Linked DNA regions of Homo sapiens: regions 2 and 3 are each linked to region 1. A link is a loop called in an ENCODE intact Hi-C map of the cell type or tissue named here. Cell type or tissue: heart left ventricle. All regions are shown on one strand.

Region 1 (8,000 bases):
TCTGGGGTCCTTTGGATTTTTTGACACATTAAAAAATGTGTTACTTTTTTAAAAAACCTCCCATGAGATTCACTCTAAGGAGTCTTCAAGCACGTAGTTTCTGCAAAAGGATCGCTGCAGAGAAAAGAGTTCTTTACCGACCTGGTGGGGCTTTGTTTCTGTGCCTACAGGGCCCGTGACTACTCTGCGCCAGTCAACTTCATCAGCGCAGGGCTCAAGAAAGGGGCAGCGGAGGAGGCAGAGTTGGAAGATTCTGATGACGAAGAGAAACCTGTTAAGCAGGACGACTTTCCTAAGGATTTTGGACCAAGGAAGCTAAAAACGGTAGTCTCTATTGCAGGATTGTGACCCTAGGAATATCCTTCAAAGGTCATTGTGGCCCAAGCATTTTCTAGCCAGGGAGAAACTCATCTGGAATGAATTTCGTGAGTGTCTCCTTTTGGTGGCAGGTTTCTGTGAGTTGTGAAGTGTGTAGTGCAGTCTCTTCCTTCCTGACACGTTATCACACACATTTTTGGTTCATATGACACTTTTCATAGTGCTGTATAACTTAGGCCATTTTCCTGTTGGCCAAGCTTTCTTAGATTTTTCTTCATTTTGTTTTTCCATTAACTAAGCTTTGATTTTTCTTTTTTGCAGGGTGGCAATTTTAAGCCCAGCCAGAAAGGTTTTGCAGGAGGAACCAAATCTTTCATGGACTTCGGCAGCTGGGAAAGACACACAAAAGGAATTGGACAGAAGCTTCTTCAGAAGATGGGCTACGTCCCTGGACGGGGCCTCGGGAAGAATGCACAAGGTATTGCACCTTTGTCGTCTTGCATGATGGAGGAGGGCAGGCATAGGGAAGGAGAGGGGCGTTGGGAGAGGAGGTTTGCTTTTCCCTTTTAAAAGCACTTTATCTCTCCAGCCTGGTTTGCCAGCACAAGACATTTGCGTTCCTAAGCTACCTTGCTTTATCAAAGCTCAAGTTAAATAAGTAATTGTTTCAACAGCAAGGAAAGGGTTAGGGTCTAAAACAGGCTGCAAACAGGTTGAAAACAGGCTTTTTTTCTGGTCCTGACCAGTGCTTCTAAAAACAAAAATGAGGCTGGGTGTGGTGGCTCATACCTGTAATCCCAGCACTTTGGGAGGCCAAGGCGGGTGGTGGATCGCTTGAGGTCAGGAGTTCAAGACCAGCCTGATGAACATGGTGAAACCCCGTCTCTACTAAAAATACAAAAATCAGTTGGGTGTGGAGGCATGTGCCTGTAATCCCAGCTACTCAGGAGGCTGAGGCAGGAGAATCGCTTGAACCCAGGAAGTGGGGGTTGCAGTGAGCCGAGATCACTCCAGCCTGGGCAACAGAGCGAGACTCCATCCCTGAATAAATAAATAAATAAATAAATAAATAAATAAATAAATAGAATAAATAAAAACAAAAATGAATTAGTTGCTAATATTTAAAAAACAGACAATTTCACCTAAAATTCTAGATTTTGCCTGGCAGTAGTTAGTTGAGGCAAGTGAGAACTGCTCCTGGGACGATGGACATGGCCTTCTCTTGGAGGCAGTCTCCATTACCCCCTGTTGTCTTCCACCCCAACCCACAGGAACTTTTCTTGGTCCCAGAGTCATTTGAGTTTGCCATCCCTACTCACAAGGGTTTTAATTTTGTGGAAATAACCCTATTTGTCCTTCAGGAATATCAGTAAAACATCGTGCATAGTTTTTGTAATAGCTAGAGCCATATGGCTATAAAACTGGCTGAGCAAATCCTGCATTGGTTACTTCCATCTTCCTCTAGTAGCCCAGTCTCCTCCTGTCTTCTCATGGCCAGCCCCATTGAGACACAGCCCCTGTCACACTCTTACCTTCTTGAGACCAAAGCCTCTCAAACCAAACAGTTGGATTCTTCCTACAGGAACATTTCCCCCTCTTCTTGAGCTATTTCCTATGCATGATTGCCAAGTAGATATAATCAAATGTATCCTACATATTCAAATTCCAGTCTCTAAATAATAATAATAACATTATTATTTTTTGAGACAGAATTTCACTCTTGTCACCCAGACTGGAGTGCAGTGGCACGATCTCAACTCATCTGCAACTTCCACCTCCTGGGTTCAAGTGATTCTCCTGCCTCAGCCTCCCGAGTAGCAGGGATTACAGGCACCCGCCACCACGCCCAGCTAATTTTTGTATTTTTGGTAGAGACAGGGTTTTACTGTGTTGGCCAGGCTGGTCTCGAACTCCTGACCTCAAGTGATCCATCCTCCTCGGCCTCCCAAAGTGCTGGGATTATAGGTGTGAGCCACTGCGCCTGGCCTCTAAATAATTATTAAAGTGAAATCCAGGTTATGTGTTGAAAACATTAGGTACATGAAAAATACATGAACTTGAGTAAAGATACACTGAATGAGAATGAGGGGACAGTTTTTTTGCTTTTTTTTGATACAAAGTCTCACTCTGTTACCTAGGGTAGAGTGCAATGGCATGGCATGATCATAGCTCACTGCAGCCTCAACCTCCTGGGCTCAACCCTGCCAAGTAGCTGGGACCACAGGCACACTCTGCTGTGCCTGGCTAATTTTTTCTTTTTTTGTAGATGGGGTCTTACTATGTTGCCCAGGCTGGTTCAAGACCTTGGCCTCCCAAAGTGCTAGGATTACAAGCATAGCCACCACATCTGGCCCAGGGATAGCTCTTATTTAAGACTTCAGTGGAACTAAATGGAAGGGGGGCAGGGATGGAAAATTTGGAGTCAGGGGAACGTCTTCATTGAAATGTTGTGGTCCTATTCGTAAACTCTTTTATGAGAAAAACAACGTTTATTTCCAGGGCTTAAACTTGTTATAAAAAAGTTAAACACAGGAGATAGGAACTCCTAAGTAAAATATGTGAGGAGTCTTATATTAAATTGCAGCTTCACTTCAGTCAGAATCAGTATAGTATTGGAATTATTGCATTTTCCCTAATAGAGGCTCCCAAAGAAGTGAAGCATAGAATTTAGTGTGCTGGAGTTCTCAGTTATAAATGTAGTGTTCTGTTTTCTTCCTGTCCACTAAACAATCCAAGTGGAAATGGAAATCTATTTGGGATATAAATAAACTAGTCAGCAGACTGTTCTGTGGTAGCATAAATGCTCATAAGTTTCAAATCACAAGGGACAAGAGTAGTGTTCTGAGGGCAGAGAATAGCTCTCCTTCCTGAGTAGCATGTTATTTTGTGGAAGGAGCAAGAAACTGTCATTTCACTGAGTGGCTGATTCACATACATGAATTGCTGTGATCGTAAGACTCTCTTTTTTTTTTGCTGAAATTCCTCAGGTATCATTAACCCAATTGAAGCCAAGCAGAGAAAGGGAAAAGGTGCTGTGGGGGCTTATGGATCCGAGCGCACCACTCAGTCCATGCAAGACTTCCCTGTGGTTGACTCAGAGGAAGAAGCTGAAGAGGTAACTGGAAGTCAGGAGACATGGGTGGATGGTGTCCTGTCCATTTCTAATGGCTGTTCATTTATCCCTTCATTCTGTTAGTCCTCAGATGTTTATTGTACATGTACCGTATGCCAGGTACTGGGCTGAAGGCTAGGTGCACCATGATGAGAGGGCTAGGGTGGACAGAGAGTAAACAAGCAGCTGTGGTGTGGAAGTGGCAGTTGAAATGGCAGAAGGTGCCAGGAGCTGCCTAGACAGAAAATAAGGCTGGGGGTTGGGAGGTGGTGTTGACCTACTTTTATAAATAGGCTGGTCAGGGAAACCTTTTGGGAAAGGAAACATTTCAGTTGAGACTTGGCAGAAGGGTGAGCTGACAAGCCAGAGGACACTGAGAGGCTCTGAGCTTGGTGGTTAAGAAACCATAAAGGAAGCCCTTGCGGTGGGAGGGCGGTACACAAAGCAGAGGGGAAGGAAGTGCATTCAGAGGGGTGGGTGGTCCACAAGACAGCCATGACAGCCATTTTTAGGTGCTCAGGTTTCATCCCAAGTGCAGCAGGGAGCCATCTGCTGGCAGCTGTGTGTCCCTTTTCCCCAGTGATAGAAAGGGCCAGCTCTCTTGATTGAAGTATTACTCTTTTCCTGTTTGAATTTATGGGGGAAAGCAGGATGCTGCAAAGAGACATGTTACTCTTCATGTCACTGACCTTTTCATGAAAGAGTTATTTGATAAATGTGGGATTGACCACTGTGAGTCAGGTGTTCTCAGAAGCCTACAGGTGCCAGGCACACCACAGAAGCAAGTAAGATGAGCCAGGTGCTAGACAATAAAGAGTGGTGGGGACTGTGGCACAGAGGTGAGGCTGTAGTCTGTCTAGAAGGTAAATCTTTATTCAGCTCTAGGTGATTGTTGCTTATGAGGATGTGGGCTCAGTATTGCCTGATCCTCTGATTTTCCCAAAGTAGCCAGATGTCTAGATACTTTTAGAGAAAAAATGACAAGTCTTAACCAGTATGAGAAAAACATAGTGACAACCCCAAAACCAACTTCTGTGGGCTGGACTTTACTACCGTCACACTAAGAAAGTTTACAAATTTGTGTTCGTAAACAGGCCGTATTCAGAGCCGTCCTGGGCTGCGGGTTGGACAAGCTTGCCTTAGCTCCTCCTCTAGAAAGGTTTTGCAGACCCTGATTGTAAGAGACACCTTTGCTTTGAGAGTTAGGGCCTGCTTATTTATCTTCATTTTAAAGTTAGAAACAAGGTTTTGTGTGCTTAAAAAATCCTTTACATTGCATTTCTAAGTTTTACATGAGGTACATTTAAAAGTAGTATAGTGCCTGCCCATAGTAGATGCTCAATAAATGTTGTTTCGTTTATCTTTATTTTTGTTTCTCCCTCCCATCTGGTGTACCTGCCTTCTGAACCTCATTATTTGTAAGAGGGCGAATGGGGTCAAGGAGTATCATTAGATAGTTTTGGTGTCTTGCAGGTGCATCCTTTCCTTCCTTCATATAGAGCTTGTAAATAAATCTAAGACAGTGAATGGTGACATCTGCTAATGGTCTCAGCTACCTCACCTGTGGTAAAAAGTGGTTGTTCCTTGCTGCATCTGACTGTATTCTTCTGGTTCAGGAGTTTCAGAAGGAGCTGAGCCAGTGGAGGAAAGACCCAAGTGGAAGCAAGAAGAAGCCCAAATACTCTTACAAGACCGTGGAAGAGTTGAAGGCCAAGGGCAGGATTAGCAAGAAGCTCACTGCTCCCCAGAAGGAACTTTCTCAAGTCAAGGTACAGGGGCCCTTGGACACCTGGTACAGGATCCACACCCCAGAAATAATCACTGAACATGTTCGAGGGTTTTTTGGATCTTTTAGCTAGGCTTTTTTTTTTTTTTTTTTTTTTGGTACCTTGCTTTTCTCACTTATTTATAGGAGTGTAATGAATAGGAACATGCTCACATAGTATTAATATCATGTTCCTATTCATTACACTCCCATATTTAGTAATAGTTACCAAGTTCCTTCTCTGCTAGGCACTCTTCACGGCACTACACTGGTAAACCAAATGATGTTCCTGTGTTTCTGGAGCTTACATCAGTGAATTTAATAACATTCTTGTTATTAAAAACTCAGTGCAAAGTGTTTATAATGAGCACGTAATTCCAGAGAGTGGCTGTGCTGTATTATTTGATCCTACCTCCGTTGTTAGACATTTAGCTTTTATCTGGTTTAGTTTGGGTTTTTGGCTGGTTAGTTTGTATATAAAACTTTGTCTTTGTTTCAGACATTTTTTAAGGATAGACATGTACATGTGCAATCACCATGTTGAATACAAAAGTACTTAAGGCATTTAAATACTCAGAAGGTTGTATTAACTCTCTCTGACCAGGAGGGCAGGAGAGAGTCCCCAGGGCTCCTTAGCCAGCATTGAGTATTTTCTTTTTTTAAGATAGATTAAATTTTCAGCCACTGTTACGTCCATGTAGTGTATTAAGTTTTCCATTACTTGGCTGGGGATGGTGGCTCACGCCTGTAATCCCAGCACTTTGGGAGGCCTAGGCGGGCAGATCACAAGGTCAGGAGATCGAGACCGTCCTGTAACATGGTGAAACCCCGTCTCTACTAAAAATACAAAAAATTAGCCGGATGTGATGGTGGGCGCCTGTAGTCCCAGCTACTCGGGAGGCTGAGGCAGGAGAATGGCATTTACTCAGGAGGCGGAGCTTGCAGTGAGCGGAAATCGTGCCACTGCACTCCAGCCTGGGGGACAGAGCGAGACTCCGTCTCAAAAAAAAAAAAAAAAAAAAAAAGTTTTCCGTTACTTTTCCAAGTAGTCAAAGAACAGTGGTGACAGTTGCCTGTTGTCATTTGCTGTAGGATATGTAGTGTGTCATAGACCTCAAAGAAAGCCTTTAGTGGGGTTCTCAAACGTGCTGTTATCTGGACGACCTGATAAGAAATAAGAGTGTCTAGGTGCCTCCCAGGAATTGAGTCTAGACTGAACCTCAGGACTCTTTTTTTTTTTTTCCTCCAGTGAGTCTAAAGCTGGTGGTTCATGGATCACACTCTTACTTAAAAAGTGGTGATGAATCATTCTGTTTCAGAAGTGTAGTCCGTATTCACATTTCCTGTTTTCCTAAAATATTGGAATTAGCTCATTGTCTAGGTTGCCTTTGTTCAGTTAGCCTTTTGTATATTTTATTTTGTTTTAAAATTAAAAGGCTGGGCGCAGTGGCTCATGCCTGTAATCCCAGCATTTTGGGAGGCTGAGGCAGGCGGATCACAAGGTCAGGAGATTGAGACCTTCCTGGCTAACACAGTGAAACCCCATCCCTACTAAAAATACAAAAAATTAGCCAAGTGTAGTGACGGGCGCCTGTAGTCCCAGCTACTTGGGAGGCTGAGGCAGGAGAATGGCTTAAACCCAGGAGGCGGAGCTTGCAGTGAGCTGAGATCGTGCCACTGCATTCCAGCCTGGGCAACAGAGCGAGATTCTGTCTCAAAATAAATAAATAAATTAAATTTAAAAAAACTTTGTTATTACACAGCAGTGTGTAGTACATTTTAGAAAATTAGGAAATAGGCAAAAATGTAGAAAATATTTTCCATCCTTCCAAGATTACCAAATGTTAACATCTTGTTATACATCCTAGATCTTTTTCTATGCTTATGTGCATTTTTTAAATCAAAATGTGATATTCTGATTGTATGTTACCTTCTTTGATCAGTACAGCTTCTACCTTTCCATTAAAATAAATTTTCACATCTACTAATACTCAGTCCCTATTTAAATTTCATGTTTCCCTAAAAAGTCTTCTCCATCTGGCTTGTTCACAGTGATCCAACCTAGAACTGCTTGCTGCATCTGATTTTGTCCCTGGAGTCTCCTTTAGGCTAGGACAGTATGGTTCCCACTTTACAACACTGCCCTTCTCCAGCTCTGTTGAATAATGTGGTTTCTACACACTTCCCCTGTCATGGGGCCTTCCCCTGGGCTTAGCTGTGTGTTTAACAGGGCTGCAGCGGTGTTAACCTTCATCCCTCTATGTTTTCCAAGGTCATAGACATGACAGGCCGGGAGCAGAAGGTCTACTACAGCTACAGTCAGATCAGCCACAAGCACAACGTTCCCGATGATGGGCTGCCGCTACAGTCCCAACAGCTGCCACAGTCTGGCAAAGAGGCCAAGGCCCCCGGCTTCGCGCTGCCCGAGCTGGAGCACAACCTGCAGCTGCTCATCGACCTCACGGAGCAGGAGATCATCCAGAATGACCGGCAGCTACAGTATGAGCGGGACATGGTGGTCAACCTCTTCCACGAGCTGGAGAAGATGACCGAGGTCCTGGACCACGAGGAGCGGGTCATCTCGAACCTCAGCAAGGTCCTGGAGATGGTGGAGGAGTGCGAGCGGCGGATGCAGCCCGACTGCAGCAACCCCCTCACCCTGGACGAGTGTGCCCGCATCTTCGAAACCCTGCAGGACAAGTACTATGAGGAGTACAGGATGTCCGACCGTGTGGACCTTGCTGTGGCCATCGTCTATCCACTCATGAAGGAGTACTTCAAGGAGTGGGATCCCCTCAAAGTGAG
Region 2 (8,000 bases), 150 kb before region 1:
GCCCGGATTAGTCTTTTATTTAACTGCCCTCTTCTTAGTACCTACTATTTTCTAGAGTAGGGATGCTAGGAAGTGGTCCTGAAGTAGTGGTTCTAGAGTTGCAGCATCCACATTGCTTGAGAACGTGTTAGAAATCCAATTCGAGGCCAGGCGCGGCGGCTCACCCCTGTAATCCCAGCACTTTGGGAGGCCAAGGCGGGTGGATCACCTGAGGTCAAGAGTTCAAGACCAGCCTGGCCAACATGGTGAAACCCCATCTCTACTAAAAAATTAGCCGGGTGTGGTGGCGGGTGCCTGTAATCCCAGCTACTCGTGAGGCTGAGGCACTAGAATCACTCGAACCCGGGAGGCGGAGGTTGCAGTGAGCCGAGGTCGCGCCACTGTACTCTAGCCCGGGTGACAAGAGCCAGACCCCATCTCAAAAAAAAAAAAAAGAAAAAGAAAAGAGGCCGGGCACGGTGGCTGGCTCACACCTGTAATCCCAGCACTTTGGGAGGCCGAGGCAGACAGATCACCTGAAGTCAGGAGTTCGAGACCAGCCTGACCAACATGGAGAAACCCCGTCTCTACTAAAACTACAAAATTAGCCAAGCGTGGTGGCACATGCCTGTAATACCAGCTACTCTGGAGGGTGATGCAGGAGAATCGCTTGAACCGGGTAGGCAGAGGTTGCGGTGAGTCGAGATCATACCATTGCACTCCAGCCTGGGCAACAAGAGCGAAACTCCATCTGAAAAAAAAAAAGAAAAGAAAAGAAAAGAAAAATACAATTCAGGCTGGGTGTGGTGGCTCACGCCTGCCTGTAACCCCAGAACTTTGGGAAGCCTGGGGGACAAGCTTGCTTGAGCCCAGGAGTTCCAGACCAGCCTGGGCAACAAAGCGAAACCTTATTTCCACAAAAAATACAAAAAAATTAGCCAGGCCTGGCGGTGTGTGCCTGTAGTCCCAGCTGCAGTGAGCCCTGGGGAAAGAAAGGAAGGCCCAGACATCTATGTTTCAGTAAGCCCACCAAGGAATTCTGATGCACACTCAAGCTGGAGAACCACTGTGCTAGAACATTCCAGCGACCTTCAGAACCAGACTATTCCGGGTTTACATTTCAGTTCTGCCCATGCCTCTGACCAAATGTGACCTTAGGCAAGCTCCACACCCTTCCTCAGTTACTTGTCCATAAAGTAGAGATAATAATGGAATCCACATCATCAGGCTAAATGAAGGAAGTGTGATTAGCACAGTTGCTGGCACCTAGTAAGGGCTCACGACATATTTATATTATTAAACTACAACATCTCTTTTGTCACATTTCTGTGAATATTGTTTATCATCTTCATCGCTCACATAAAGAGGCTCAGAGAGGCAATGAGAGCTGCCCACAGACACCGTAAGGCACTCAGGTAGATTTAAGCCTGTCCTTTTAGATTCCAACTTCCCCAGCTTTCTCTGGACTACACATCTGTTGCTGGGACCAGCCCTGGTCTTCAGAAAATACAAACCCAATTCAACAAACCTATAAAACATTTCCAATGTGCCCAGCCCAAGACCATTGCAGGAAGCTTGAGAGTCCCAAGGAGGCTTTAGACACAGCCTCCTACCCTGACAGAGTTAACAGTCCTGCCAGGGTGGTAAGACCCATGTGAAAGAGTTAGAGAAAAGGCAAGGCAGTGTGTGGTCACAGCATTGCCCAGAGTATGCAGCCCACTATCAGGGTGGGACCAATGTAATCACAAAAGTCCTTTTTTAAAAATGTTTTGGCCGGGCGCAGCAGCTCACGCCTGTAATCCCAGCACTTTGGGAGGCCGAGGCGGGCGGATCATGAGGTCAGGAGATCGAGACCATCCTGGCTAATACGGTGAAACCCCATCTCTACTAAAAAATACAAAAAATTAGCCGGGCATGGTGGTAGGCACCTGTAGTCCCAGCTACTCGGGAGGCTGAGGCAGGAGAATGGCGTGAACCCAGGAGGCGGAGCTTGCAGTGAGCCAAGATCACGCCACTCACTCCAGCCTGGGCAACAAAGTGAGACTCTGTCTCAAAAAAAATTTAAAAATAAATAAATAAATAAATGTTTTGAGACAAGGTCTTGCCCTGTTGCCCAGGCTGGAGTGCAGTGACAAGGATCATAGCTCACTGCAGCCTTGAACTCTTAGGTTCAAGGGATCCTCCTGCCTGAGCTTTTGTCATCACACAGGTCTACGACTTCCCCCTAATTCACCAGTCTAGTCTCCCTAGACACAAACAAAAAGGGAAATATAATTTGGCATGACACATTCTAACTGAATACAGGGGATCCATAGAGGTCACCACTTCCTTTCTTAAGTATTCCCAAGCCACCTGTTTTATAATCCATTCCCAAATTCTCCTGACTGTCAGTCTATCATTTCCAATATCTACTTGGAAAAAAATGAAGCCACCTGTTCACCCCAAACTTTCACACTTCATCCTATACCCTGGGGCTTCTTAAGGATGAGCAATAGTGAATCTATGATCCTATCTCCAAGTATCTTTGGTTCTAGAGATATTATAATCAAACTTAGGTTTGGCTGCTCACTGCTTGAAAGCCAGACACCAGAGATAAGGGCTGATGGGAGGAAAATCAGGTTTACTTAAAGAGCTAGCAAAACCAAGAAGTTAATGGACTATTTATTGTTCTAAAGTACCATATTAAGTCATATTAAGTCAGTACAAATTTTATGCTGTTTTTATGCTAAAGTCAAGTGGAAGAGGCTCACCGTGGTGGCTCACGCCTGTAATCCCAGCACTTTGGGAGGCGAGGTGGGCGGATCACCTGAGGTCAAGAGTTTGAGACCAGTCTGGCCAAGCATGGTGAAACTCTGTCTCTACTAAAAATACAAAGATTAGCCAGGCATGGTAGCGTGCACCTGTAATCCCAGCTACTCAGGAGGCTGAGGCAGGAGAATCACTTGAACCTGGGAGGCGGAAGTTGCAGTGACCTGAGATCGCACCACTACACTCCAACCTGGGCAACAGAGCAAAGGGGAAGAGAAGGGAGGTTGAATTGGGATCAACAGATGACCAATTACCACTGACACCTGGGCACCAGTGAGGGTCCAAGAAGGTTGTGAACTTCTTTGTCCTTGGTCAGGTCACAATGCTTTTATAAATCTTTCACAAAACATAGATGATTTACATACTTCTCCTTTAATCCCAGAGTTAGTTTTTAAAAACTACGTGATTGCTTTTTTCTGCATATTATCTCAGTGCTCTAAAATTATCCTAGCCTACGTACAGGAATGGGAAAAGGCCCCTTAAACAAAAATTGAGTTAGTTATGTTAGTTCTTTTGCTGTTTCGCTGTTACAAAATCTTTTCAAGGCAAGCAGTGGGGAGGTGGCGGAGGGGAGCAAAAGGGGTGACCATTAGAGGATACCGTGGCTCACTGCAAATAGACTGTAACTCAGATGGACTCGGGACAAGCCGTGAACTGAGTAACGCAAGGAAGGAGTGGACCCTCATGTTCAGCAGATGCCAATACCTGTGTGGCCTCCTCTGCTCCCAGTTCTCTAACATGGTACATTTCTGCATCATGGGGTAGACCAGACTAGCCCTTCTGGGGGATTCAGCTGGTCCTTTGCCCTCATTTTGCCCATCTGTTGAGTGCCTTTGTGGTGAGCAAAGTCTTCCCTAGCATCTTCCATTTCCCTACGGAGGGTTGGACATCCTTTGCAGTTCATGCTTGGTTTGAGAAGTAGAGCTGGCATCCTTCTCTCCTCCCCATCAATGTAACTGTGACCCTCACCTTATCCTGTGGGTAGACTTAGGACATATGCTAGGAAGAGCAAGCCCCGAGATGGTAAACACCTTCCAGGAAACATGTGTAGGGCTAACTTGGACCCCAGGAGCCCATAAGATAAGAGTACCCCAAAGAGACACGTCAGTATTCCTGCTCTGCATGATACCACTCTGAAACCCCAGATTTCCAGGAGAATTCTGACACTGACAACATATCAAGGAAAGGGGAGCCTGAGTCTCTCTTCTCTTTAGTCCTAGAACAGCCCTTGGAGAAACAAGAGTGGCTCTGGAGGCCAGGGTTCCCATTGCAATTCTGTTATCAGCCCACTGGGTGCCTCTTTAAAAAAAGAGAGAGAGGGCCAGGCGCAGTGGCTCATGCCTGTAATCCTAGCACTTTGGGAGGCCGAGGGGGGCAGATCACAAGATCAGGAGTTTGAGACCAGCCTGACCAGCATGGTGAAATCCCCGTCTCTACTAAAAATACAAAAATTAGCCGGTCATGGTGGCGGCGCCTGTAATCCCAGCTACTCAGGAGGCTGAGGCAGGAGAATTGCTTGAACCCGGGAGTTGGAGGTTGCAGTGAGGTGAGATCATGCCCACTGCACTCCAGCCTGGGTGACAGAGTGAGACTCCGTCTCAAAAAAAAAATAAATGAATGAATAAATAAAGAGAGAGAGAGATAGGAAATTCACATAATCTAAGGTCGGGCACAATGCCTCACACCTGTAATTCCAACGCTTTGTCAGGTTGAGGTGGGAAGATCGCTTGAGTCCAGGAACTCAAGACCAGCCTGGGCAACATAATGAGATCGACCCCCGGCTCCACCGCATCTCTACAGAGACCTTTTAAATATTAGCCAGGCATGGTAGTGTGTGCCTGTGGTCCCAGCTACGTGGACGGCTGAGCAAAGAGGATCACTTGAGCCTAGGCGTTAGAGGCTGCAGTGAGCTCTGATTGCACCACTGCACTCCAGCATGGGCAACAGAGCAAAACTCTGTCTCAAAAAGAGAAAGAAACAAACAGAAAAGAAAGGGAAGTCGCATCCTCTAAAACTAACCATTTAAAGCGTATGATTCAGTGGCCCTGAGTACATTCACGATGTAATGCTGCCACCAGGTCTAGCTAGTTCCAAGACATTTTCATCACCCCCAAAATAACACCCCACACCCTTAAGCGGTTACTTCCCAGTTTCCCCTCCAGCCCATTGTCATATGTGACCTTTTGTGCTGGCTTCTTTCACTCGGCATAATGTTTTTGAGGTTCATCCACATTGTAGCATGGCTCAGCACTTTATTCCTTTTATGACTGAATAATATTCCATTGTATGAACAGAACACAATTTATTCATCCATTCATCCACTGATGGACATATGGGTTGTTTCCACCCTTTGGCTAATCTGAATAGCGCTGCTATGAACAGGCATGTGCAAGTATTTGTTTGAATCCTTCTTTTCCGTTCTTTTGGGTACGTACCTCTCTGTTCCACGTTTCCTTTTCTATTCCCCCACCTTGCCTTAGTCAGAGGGATTATGGAGTCAGTAGCAAGGTGGGCTTCCTCACATACACCCTCCCATGTTCCCAGCTCCACTTCTCTGCCGGGCCACACCTGTAGCCCTTGGAGGAAGGGCTCTGGGCAAGGCCAAATTTTGTCTTCCCTCCAGCCATGTTACTGATGGAGACTGGTCCATCAGGGGATCAGGGGATCTCTTTTCTGACAGCTGTCCCCTGAGCAAACAGCTCCTGGTTTTACCCAGATAGAAAATCTCATTTGAGTCATCAAAGCGGCCATCTTTACCTGTGGTGAGCATGGGGCTCCCTGAGTTCAGCAGTGAGTGATTGTAGAGCAGAGGAGAGGAGAGCTGCATTTGGTATGGCCCAGAAAGAATGTGCCTTTCAACAATTCCCTGAAACTACAAAATTATTTCCCTGCCACCCCCTCCCCGGCCCTGTAATCACCATCAGATGCAATGAACTTGACCCCTTGCCCACTTACTTGCCAGAAGACTTTCCAAGTGCTTTACCCACACTCTGTCTTAGCACCCTCTAAGGAAGTATCGGTGTCATCTCCAACTGGTAAGGAAAGCGAGGCTTAGAGAGGGAAAGTGACTTATCCGAGGTCAGCCAGCTAGAATGTGTGTAGTAAACCTGAGATTGAAACCCAGTGCTGTCTGATTCCAGAAGCTGCCCTCAGACTCTCTGAAAACCCATCTGCATCATCCTGAATCCTTTTTTCCCCTAGGAAGGGATGTACCACCCCTCAGCCAGCTGAACAATGACCCCACTGCCATGCTTGGGTCACTCCAGGGTCTGTTCATCTGGGCATGGGCTCAGGATCAATGCCATGGTCAACTAGAGCTCAGTGGTCTCCAAAATCTTATCTCTGTCCTGCCCCCAGTGGCGCCTAAATGTGTGAAAGTCAGCAGTCTCTCTAGATAAAGGATAAATGGGGATTATAAGCCTGGATCACCCCAGATACAGATCCTGAGACACGGATTCAAATGCAAGTTGTTTATTTAGGAGGTATTGGTACCAGGAAGCCTTGGTAAGGGAGCAGGTTAGGGAGACAGGGAAGAGGAGAAATCTGGAATAGGTACATTAAAGAGGATACTTGTCAGCAAGGACAGTCATAACAAAATACCATAGACTGGGGTGTCTTAACAAACAACTTAAGGAGGCTGGAAGTCCAAGACCAAGGTAGAAGCAGGGTCAACTTCTCCTGAGGCCTCTCTCCTCGATTCACAGATGGCAGCTTCTCACTGTGTCCTCATGTGGTCTTTTCTCTGTGCACACACAACCCGGGTGTCTCTCCCTCTTCTCATAAGGACATTGGTCCTGTCAGATTAGGGTCTCACCCTTTCTACCTCATTCTACCTTAATTACTTCTTTAGAGGCCCTATCTTCCAATGTAGTCACATTGGGGGTTAAGAATTCAACATAAGAATTTGAGTGGAGAGAGCACAATTTACTCCATAACTATGAGCAAGTTGTTAGCGACTAGAACTCAGTCCTGCTGAGGTCTTCTGGGAGACTGTCGGACACACCCGACATGTCCTACCCCAGGTCGAGGATGTCGTGGAACTCCTCCACTCACTTTTTTTTTTGAGACGGAGTCTCGCTCTGTTGCCAGGCTGGAATGCAGTGGCATGATCTCGGCTCACTACAAGCTCTGCCTCCCAGGTTCAAGCAATTCTGCTGCCTCAGCCTCCCGAGTAGCTGGGACTACAGGCGCATGCCACCACACCCAGCTAATTTTTGTATTTTTAGTAGAGACGGGGTTTCACCATGTTGGCCAGGATAGTCTCAATCTCTTGACCTCGTGATCCACCCGCCTCAGTGTCCCAAAGTGCTGGGATTACAGGCGTGAGCCACTGTGCCCTGCCCTCCACCTGCTTTTATCTCTTATGGTTGAAGGATGATCCCTGGACATCAACTTCTTGCCACCTCCAGGCTGCCCCTTGCACAGACCAAGCATGTGCCCTCATCCAATTGACACAACAGCTCCCATGAGCTGGGCACTGTTGTCTGCCTTGGGCACACAAGGAAACAGGGTTTGAGAAGTGATGGGCAGCACCCGGGGCCTGGTCTCCTTCAGTCTGCAGGAATAGTGGGGAGGAATCCACCAGGGACTGCCAGGCTCTTTGCCACCTGACACTCTGTCTTGTTTCCTTTCTCTGCCTTCCTCCCAGCCAGGGCGGGCAGTGAATACATGGACTCAGGAGTCAGACAGAACTAAATTTGAATCCCACCCTTGCCCCTTACCCACCATGTGACTTTGGGTAGGGAACTTCAACCCTCTGGGCTTCAGTTTCCTCTTCTGTAAAACGGAGATTACATAACCTCACTTGCAGGGCTTTTGAAAGAACTAAGTGGTCTGAGTGCAGAAAACACATGGCCCTGTCACATTGCTCAGTAAATGCTCTCTCTCTCTCTCACATTAGTATGAAATATGACTTTGAACTATTATTTTTCTGAATTTTTTCCTCCTTCCTGTGAATATTCTGTGGTTCCTGCTCCCAGTTTTTGGGCCTCATGCAAGTGATTTGACTTCAGCCTGGTAGTCTCTCTCTCTCTCTCTCTCTCTGTCTCGCTCTCTCGCTCTCTCCCTCTCACTCTCTCTCTCTCTTTCTCTCTCAAGGCCATTAGAGACTCCCCACAAGACCTAGAGTTCTTATACCTGGTTAGTTATTATAAAGGATCTTAGAAGCTAAACAGACACCAACACTGTCTGCAGTGCACACACATATCAAGTCC
Region 3 (8,000 bases), 48 kb before region 1:
CAGTGCCTTAAGCGGTGTTTCACAGAGAGGGAGCAAGGGGCAGCGCTTGTTAAAATGCAAATTCCCTCAGCTCCACGTTAAAATGCAAATTCCCTCAGCTCCACCTTGCCTCTTCCAAATCAGAATATTTGAGGGCAGGCCCCAGGAAATCTGCCTTTTAAAGTTTTGGGCTATTCAGAAGCACACCAAAGTTTAACCACTACCCTAAAGGGAAGGAATAACAGTCAGGTAGTAACAAAGCTCTGTTCTGAGTGCTTTATGTGAGTTTATTTATTGTGAGACAGAGTCTTGCTGTGTCACCCAGGCTGGAGTGCAGTGGCGCCATCTTGGCTCACTGCAACCTCCTCCTCCTGGGTTCAAGCAATTCTTGTGCTTCAGCCTCCCAAGTAGCTGGGATTACAGGCATTCACCACCACGCCTGGCTAATTTCTGTATTTTTGGCAGAGACGGGGTTTCACCATGTTGGCCATGCTGGTCTTGAACTCCTGACCCCAGGTGATCCGCCCACCTTGGCCTCCCAAAGTGCTGGGATTACAGGCATGAGCCACTGCAAGTTTATTTATTTAGTCTTCACAAGTGTTAATGGCCTCCCCATTTCACAGATGAGGAAAGTGAGGCACAAAGTAGTTAGATAACACCTCCCCACTGACCCCCAACCCAGGGCTGCATTGCTAGGAATCAGCCAGGTGTGGAGGATTCCTGCCCCTATGCTCAGTCCCCTACCTCTGACAGCTTCTGGACAGAGGAGTAGAGACGGGATCCCATGGTGGGTGGGGGTGAGGGCTCAGGAAGCACTGGTCCCTACAAGATCACGCTGGCCCTTTCCTGTTTGCCTTGTTTACCAGGCAGGGGCCCTCTGTGTTTCTGGGCAGGAAGTCCTGAGCAGGGGCTGTGCCAGGTGTCAGGGGCAAGACTGGGAGATGGTCCAGGAGTCTGAGCCGGGCACTACTCTGAGCAGCTGTCTGACCTGGGGCACATAGCTTCCCCATCTGTGTATGGGGTGGGGTCGAGATTTGGAAGAGGTAGTTAAGAGCTTGGGTTCCGGCATCAGATAGACCTGAGTTCCAGATCAAACTCAGCCACTTATCATCTGTGTGATCTCCAACAAAGCACTTCACCTCTCTAAGCCTCAGTTTCCCCTTCTGTAAAACGTGGCTAATAATAATAGTGCCTACCCTCCAAGCCTGTCATGAGGGTCAAAATATATTGTTGGCTGTCCGTCTTCTTGGGTTCTGCATGCGGGGATTCAGCCGACAGTGGATCAAAAATATTCGGGAAAAAATGGGTGGTTGCATCTGTACTGAACATGAACAGAGCTTTTTTGTCCTGTGATTGTTCTCTAAACAATACAGTGTAACAACTACCTACATAGCATTTAGATTGTATTAGGTAGTATAATTGATCTAGCACTGATTTAAAGTATATGGGAGGATACGTGTAGGTTTTATGCAAATATTACATCATTTTATATAAGGGACTTGATGTATACTGGTATTCGAGGGATATTCTGTAATCAGTCCCTTATGATACCGAGGGGCGACTGTATATAAAACTGCCAGCCAGGTGCAGTAGCTCATGCCTATAATCCTAGCACTTTGGGAGGCTGAGGTGGGAGGATTAAACTCAGACTGGCCTGGGCAACATAGTGAGACCCCGTCTCCACAAAAATAAAAAATTAACTGGGCATGGTGGCACTTGCCTGTAGTCCCAGCTACTTGGCAGGCTGGGGCAGACAGATCATTTGAGACCAGGAGTTTCAAGGCTGCAGTGAACAGTGATCACTCCACTGCACTCCAGCCTTTGAGACAGAAGGAGACCCTGTCTCTTTAAAAAAAAAAAAAAAAACTGCCAGGCATGCACAAGCCTCTCTGCTAGTCCTTACGTGGCAACAGACAGGATGCTGGATGATTCCCTATGCATGAGTGTGCACTTCTTTTTCTTTTCAATCAACTATTTGTTTTCCCGAATTGTACATTTTTCTCTTACCAAAGGCTGGCCACCTGGGTCCTCCCACAGTCCCTACTGAGAAAAGTCCCAGAACCAAAACTGGCTTCCACCTCGGCTCACTGTATTTGTGCTTTGTGAGTTTGCCCAGGTTGCACTGAGGGCAGGTGCTGCTGATAGTGTCTTTTTTTTTTTTTTTTTTTTTTTTTTGAGATGGAGTTTCGCTGTTGTCACCCAGGCTGGAGTACAATGGCACAATCTCAGCTCACTGCAACCTCCGCCTCCCGGGTTCAAGCAGTTCTCCTGCCTCAGGCTCTCGAGTAGCTGGGACTACAGGCGCCCGCCACCATGCGCGGCTAATTTTTGTATTTTTAGTAGAGATGGGGTATCACCATGTTGGCCAGGCTGGTCTCGAACTCCTGACCTCAGGTGATCCTCCTGCCTTGGCCTCCCAAAGTGCTGGGATTATAGGCGTGAACCACTGCTCCTGGCTGATAGTGTCTTTTCGTGATATAGACCAGGGGGTTGGCAAACTATGCCCACGGGACAAATCTAGCTGACCGCCTGTTTTCGTAACTAGTCTTATGGAAACGCAGCCACTTGCCTTCATGTATGTGTCATCTTGGTTGTTTGCATTACAGTTGCAAACTCGCAGTGGAGCTCTTGTGGCCCACAGAGCCAAAAACATGGGTTTTATGACTTCACAGAAGCTTGCCTACCCCCAAGAGAGATGATAAAGCAGGGTCGTCGAAAGTTGGGGAAACAGTTTGGGTTCTGGCATCAGATAGCCTGAGTTTCAGTTCAGGCTCAACCAATTACCATCTGTGTGACCTCCAACAAAGCATTTCACCGCTCTAAGCCTCAGTTTCCCCTTCGGTAAAACGTGGCTAATAATAGCGCCCACCCTCCAGGGTTGTCATTAGAGTAAAAATGCACAGTTGGCCCTGTACATTTTGACTCTAAATGACAACGAACAGGGAGAAGAAGTCACCCCTGATCCCACCTGACCGGACCACGCGTTCCTTAGTTTGTGTGTATGTCCCTGCCAGTCTTTATCCATGTGCTGTAATGACTGATCCTAACATCAAAAGGCGGCCAGGCGTAGTGGCCCATGCCTGCAATCCCAGCACTTTGAGAGGCCTAGGCAGGAGGATTACTTGAGCCCAGGAGTTTGAGACCAGCCTGGACAATGTATTAAGACCCCATTTCTACAAAAAATAAAATATTAGCCGGGCATGGTGGTGCACTAGCTACTTGGGAGGCTGAGATGGGAGAATGTGCTTGAGCCCAGGTGTTTGAGGCTGCAGTGAGCCATGATTGCACCGCTGTATTCTAGCCTGAGCAACAGAGCAAGAAACTGTCTCAAAAAAAAAAAAAAAAAAAAAAAGAAAAAGAAAAGAAAAGGAAAAGAATTAAATGGTAATAGTTTTCTTATGCTGGCTCTGCCTGGCTTGATGGAAGTTACATAGTTCCCATGACACTCTTCCAGGTGTTATTCCCATTTCTCAGATGAGAACACTGAGGCTCAGAGAGCTGCCCAAGATTGACCCAGGACACCCAGCCTTTGAGTGGGGGAGCCAGGATGTGACCCCCAGCCTCATCAGTCCCCACCCCTGGCTAGTCCCTAACAGAGTGCTGAACTGGGCCTCTGAACGGGAGACTGGGACAGTGTGTGGGACCCTGCTTTGATGGTTTTAGGTAAAAAAAAATGCAAAGCAAGACAGGGAGGAGAACACAGGCTCTGGAAAGAGAGAGACTTGAGTTTTCCTTCTAGCTCCCCTGCCTCCCAGCTGCATGGCCTTCGGCAGGTTCCTTTACGTCTCTGAGCCCCAGGAAATGGATGGTTAATAAGGGAGGGTCAAATAGGGTCAATGGTTAAGACAAAATGCAATGATATATGTAAAACCCTTAGTTCAGTGCCTGGTATATAATAAGGGCTCTAAGTCTGAACTAATGTTTTTTTGTTTGTTTGTTTGTTTGTTTTTTAGGCAGAATCTCTCCCTGTCACCCAGATTGGAGTGCAGTGGTGTGATCTTGGCTCACTGCAACCTCTGCCTCCCAGGCTCAAGCCATCCTCCCACTTCAGCCTCCCAAGTAGCTGGGACTATGGGTGTATTATCATCAAGCCCAGCTAATTTTTGTAAAGAGAGGGTTTTGTCTTATTTTCCAGGCTGGTCGCAAACTCCTTTGCTGTAGCAATCCATCCCCCTCAGCCTCCCAAAGTGCCGGGATTATAGGCATGAGCCACCATGCCTGGCGTGAGCCACTGTGCCTGGCCTGAGCTAATATTTTTAAGGCTGCATGCCAGCCTCCCTGCCCTTTTTCCCTCTTGAACCACTCTTCATGCTTTTTATGCTCAAGCAGTGTCCAGAGCTTCAGAATTATTTTTCCCTTACTCACACCCCATTGGAATCTGGAGGGCTTTCTTGGCTGGCTTCCCCCCGCAATAGGTCAGAGGTCCCTGATTCCCAGGGACCCTGCCCAAGAGACCTGCGTCTCCCCAGCTCTGCAGAAGGTTGAGGCGTGGTGGGTGGGAGTTGGTGTGGTCAGCGTGGTCTGGTAGGGTTGGGAATAGCCATGGCAATGGAATGTTGGGAGCTGGTTCCCATGGGGAGGAATTGCAGGGCTGATGGCTGAGCCTGAGCACGTGGGCACTGGGCCCTGCTCCAGGGCCACTCTGTAAGTGCAGTGACCTCCTGAGCTGGCTTTGTGCACTGCCAGCTCCCCGCTGTTGTCCCCTCCCTGCCCCCCTGCCGCTTTTCTCTTGGGAACCTCCTGATCTGCTGAGCTTGGAGAAATGATGATTTAGAAAGTTCCTATAGATTTGAGCCAAAATTCAGTGTGGTCTCAATGCAAATGTCACTCCCTTCTTTCCTTCTTTAACCCCTGGGGAATGCCTCCACCTCTCATCATGGGCATTTGCTTCTGAGCCTTTATCACTGGTGTCATTGTCTCACATACTGGTTTCTTGGCTCCCCACTGGAATGTCAGCTCTATGAAGGCAGGAACCTTTGTCTGTTGCCCTTGATGTATCCCAGTATCTTGAGCAGGGCCCCGCACATGGTACTTGCTCAGTAAACATTGGTGGAATGAATGAATCTGAGTCTAAGGGGATCTCTTAGATTGATTAGCCCCTCCCTTCCAGGGACATTTCAGGGTCAATGGAAAGAGGGAGCAAAGTTTCCTCCCATGGTCTCCTGCTGCCCATTTGTTTTTTTTGTTTTTTTTTTTGAGATGGAGTCTTGCTCCATCACCCAGGCTGAAGTGCAGTGGCATGATCTCGGCTCACTGCAACCTCTGCCTCTCAGGTTCAAGCAATTCTCCTGCCTTAGCCTCCTGAGTAGCTGGGAGCTCCCAAGCGCGATCCCCCACACCCGGCTAATTTTTTTTTTTTTTTTTTTTTAGTAGAGAGGGGGGTTTCACCGTGTTAGCCAGGATGGTCTCGATCTCCTGACTTCGTGATCCACCTGCCTCGGCCTCCCAAAGTGCTGGGATTATAGGTGTGAGTCACCACACCTGCTGAAATGAAACCCCGCTGTTTCCAACAACCGATTCTGGCTTAATCTGATTATTTTTTTTTTCTTTTTTCTTTTTCTTTTTTTTTTTTTTTTTTTGAGACGGAGTCTTGCTCTGTCGCCCAGGCTGGAGTGCAGTGGCATGATCTCGGCTCACTGCAACCTCTGCCTCCCAGGTTCAAGCGATTCCTCTGCCTCAGCCTCCTGAGTAGCTGGGATTACAGCCACGCGCCACCATGCCTGGCTAATTTTTTGTATTTTAGTACGGAGGAGATTTCACTGTGTTGGCCAGGATGGTCTCGATCTCCTAACCTCGTGATCTGTCCACCTTGGCCTCACAAAGTGCCGGGATTACAGGCGTGAGCCCCTGTGCCTGGCTGCTGCCCCTGTTTTATGAGCCGCATGACACCACGCTAGGGTTGGCACCTTGGAGGCAGAACCGCATTTGGAAACTGGCCTTTCCTCTTACTTGTTGTTTGGCTTCTGCTAATCACTCCATCTCTTGGAGCTTCAATTTCTTCACTTCTCAGATGGGGATAAAAATCTCCACCATACAAGGATTTGCTGAAAACAAGAGCCAGCAGGCAGGTAGCACTTGCTCTGGGCCAGGTGCTGTTCCGACATGCCCTAATTTATTTATACCTCCCAGCACTCCTGCAAGACTAGTTTCTCATTTGCGCTAGGCACATTTCAAAGTGCCCTTCTAGGAGGTGTTACAGGCTGCGTATCCCTTTATCTGAAATTCTTGGGACTAGAAAGGTTTTGGATTTCAGATTTTTTTTTCTTTTGAGGCAGGGGCTCCCTCTGACACCGAGGCTGGAGTGCAGTGGCATGATCATGGCTCACTTTAGCCTTGACCTCTGGGGTTCAAGTGATCCTCCTGCCTCAGCATCCCAATTAGCTGGGACTACAGGCAAGCACCACCACACCTGGCTAATTAAAAAAAAATTTTTTTTTGTAGTGATGGGGTCTCACTTTGTTGCCCAGGCTGGTCTCAAACTCCTGGGCTCAAGCGAGCCTCCTGCCTCAGCCCTCAAAGTGCTGGGATTACAGGCATGAGCTACCACACCTAGCTTGAATTTTTTCCGAGTTTGGAATATTTGCATCATACTAATCAGTTCAGCATCCATACTCCAAAATGTCTGATGAGCTTGCTTGCTTGCTTCCTTCCTTCCTTTTTCTTTCTCTTTCTTCTCTCTTTCTCTTTTTTCTTTCTCCTTCCTTGCTTTTCTTCTTTTTCTTCCTTTTTTCCTTCCTTCCTTTCTTCTTTCTTTCTTTTTCCTTTTCTTTCTCCTTTCCTTACCTTTCCCCTTTCCTTTCCCATGCCCTACCTGGTTTCATACTCACATCAGCCCAATCAGGCGGGTGGTGCCATGTCCTCCCCCTTCCCCTCCCCCGCCTCCTTTCCCCCTCCCTCTCCCCTCCCCTTCCCTTTCCTTTCAAGATGGGGTCTCGCTGTATTAACAGCCCAGGCTGGTCTTGAACTCCCAAGCTTAAGTGATTCTCCCACCTCGGCTTCCCAAAGTGCTGGGATTACAGGTGTAAACCACCATGCCCCACATCCGATGAGCGTTTTCTGTGAGCATCATGTTGGCACTCAACAAGTTTTGGATTTTGGAGCATTTCAGATTTTGAAATTTTGGATTAGGGCTACTTGACCTGTATTATCATCCCCATTTTACAGACGAGAAAACCAAGTCTCAGAGAGGCTAAGTGACTTGCCAAGGTCCTTCAGCCAGTAGCTGGTGCAGCAGAATGTTGAACCCAAGCAGTCTGGGCCCATAACATGTATGGCATACAATTCAAAAATTACTAGTCACTTTATTATTTTATCATATGGAAAGACAATAAGATGACACCATCAAGTTATGTTTTTAGGAGAAAAATATCACCTACCACCCGAGTACCACCCCTGGTAGCAATGTTTTTTGTTTCTTTGTTTTGAGGCAGTCTCATTCTGTCATCCAAGCTGGAGTACAGTGGCTCGATCATAGTTCACTGCAGCCTTGATCTCCTGGGCTCAAGCAATCCCCCAACCTCGGCCTCCCGAGTAGCTGGGACTACAGGCGTGCACCACCCCCTGCTTGGTTAACTGGTAGCAGTTGAGTCATATTTCCTTCTTGTCTTTTTTCTTAAGTGTGGTTTCTATTTGTTGGCGATTTTGCTGTGTGGTAGAGTCGTGCTCACCCTGCACCCACGTGGGCCTTTCTTAGCTTAAAATGGAGAACATGCCACCACCTGCCTGACTGGGCTGATGTGAGTATGAAACCAGGTAGGGCATGGAAAGCCCTTGCTTTGGTGTTAAATACACAGGGGTGCTGTGTATTTAATATATTCCTCCTACAAGAAAAGGAGGGGCTGGGTGAAGTGGCCCACACCTGAAATCCCAGCACTTTGGGAGGCACAGGCAAGAGTATTGCTTGAGTCCAGGAGTTTGAGACCAGCCTGGGCAACATAGCGGGACTCCATCTCTACACAAAAATACAAATATTAGCCAGGCATGGTGGCATGCACCTGTAGTCCTGGATACCTGGGAGGCTG

Evidence for each region. Hi-C counts contacts between places; a loop is a spot of excess contacts. Peaks named below come from ENCODE experiments on the same cell type or tissue, not always from the same donor. Only the 100,000 strongest peaks of a DNase experiment are listed, where the experiment ranks them.
Region 2: a loop joins it to region 1, with 5 times the contacts of the local background. A loop is called at or near these places in 81 of 110 quality-filtered maps.
Region 3: a loop joins it to region 1, with 2.4 times the contacts of the local background. A loop is called at or near these places in 5 of 110 quality-filtered maps.

Annotation. Positions count from the first base shown.
Region 1 is chr22:26,499,099-26,507,098 of GRCh38, reverse strand. TFIP11 (tuftelin interacting protein 11) reads left to right here. Exons shown (of 15, transcript NM_012143.4): 5 at 171-324; 6 at 640-796; 7 at 3,306-3,433; 8 at 5,047-5,199; 9 at 7,468-7,995. Among named protein-coding and RNA genes, the nearest start is that of TFIP11, 9.4 kb to the left of the region's middle. RefSeq lists an enhancer at 1-1,019 and a silencer at 3,991-4,060. In heart left ventricle, a CTCF peak has its summit at 3,976 (motif pointing left); DNase peaks (open chromatin) are centred at 3,858 and 7,868; H3K27ac peaks cover 1,928 bases.
Region 2 is chr22:26,648,762-26,656,761 of GRCh38, reverse strand. It overlaps a transcript of MIAT not described here. Among named protein-coding and RNA genes, the nearest start is that of MIAT, 4.8 kb to the left of the region's middle. RefSeq lists an enhancer at 6,517-7,318. In heart left ventricle, no CTCF peak of the experiment used is centred here; no DNase peak of the experiment used is centred here; H3K27me3 peaks cover 3,943 bases.
Region 3 is chr22:26,547,215-26,555,214 of GRCh38, reverse strand. All of the region lies in intron 1 of TPST2 (tyrosylprotein sulfotransferase 2), which reads left to right. It overlaps MIR548J (microRNA 548j), which reads left to right; the gene lies at 1-3. Among named protein-coding and RNA genes, the nearest start is that of MIR548J, 4.1 kb to the left of the region's middle. RefSeq lists a silencer at 4,618-4,912. In heart left ventricle, no CTCF peak of the experiment used is centred here; a DNase peak (open chromatin) is centred at 4,638; H3K27ac peaks cover 2,166 bases.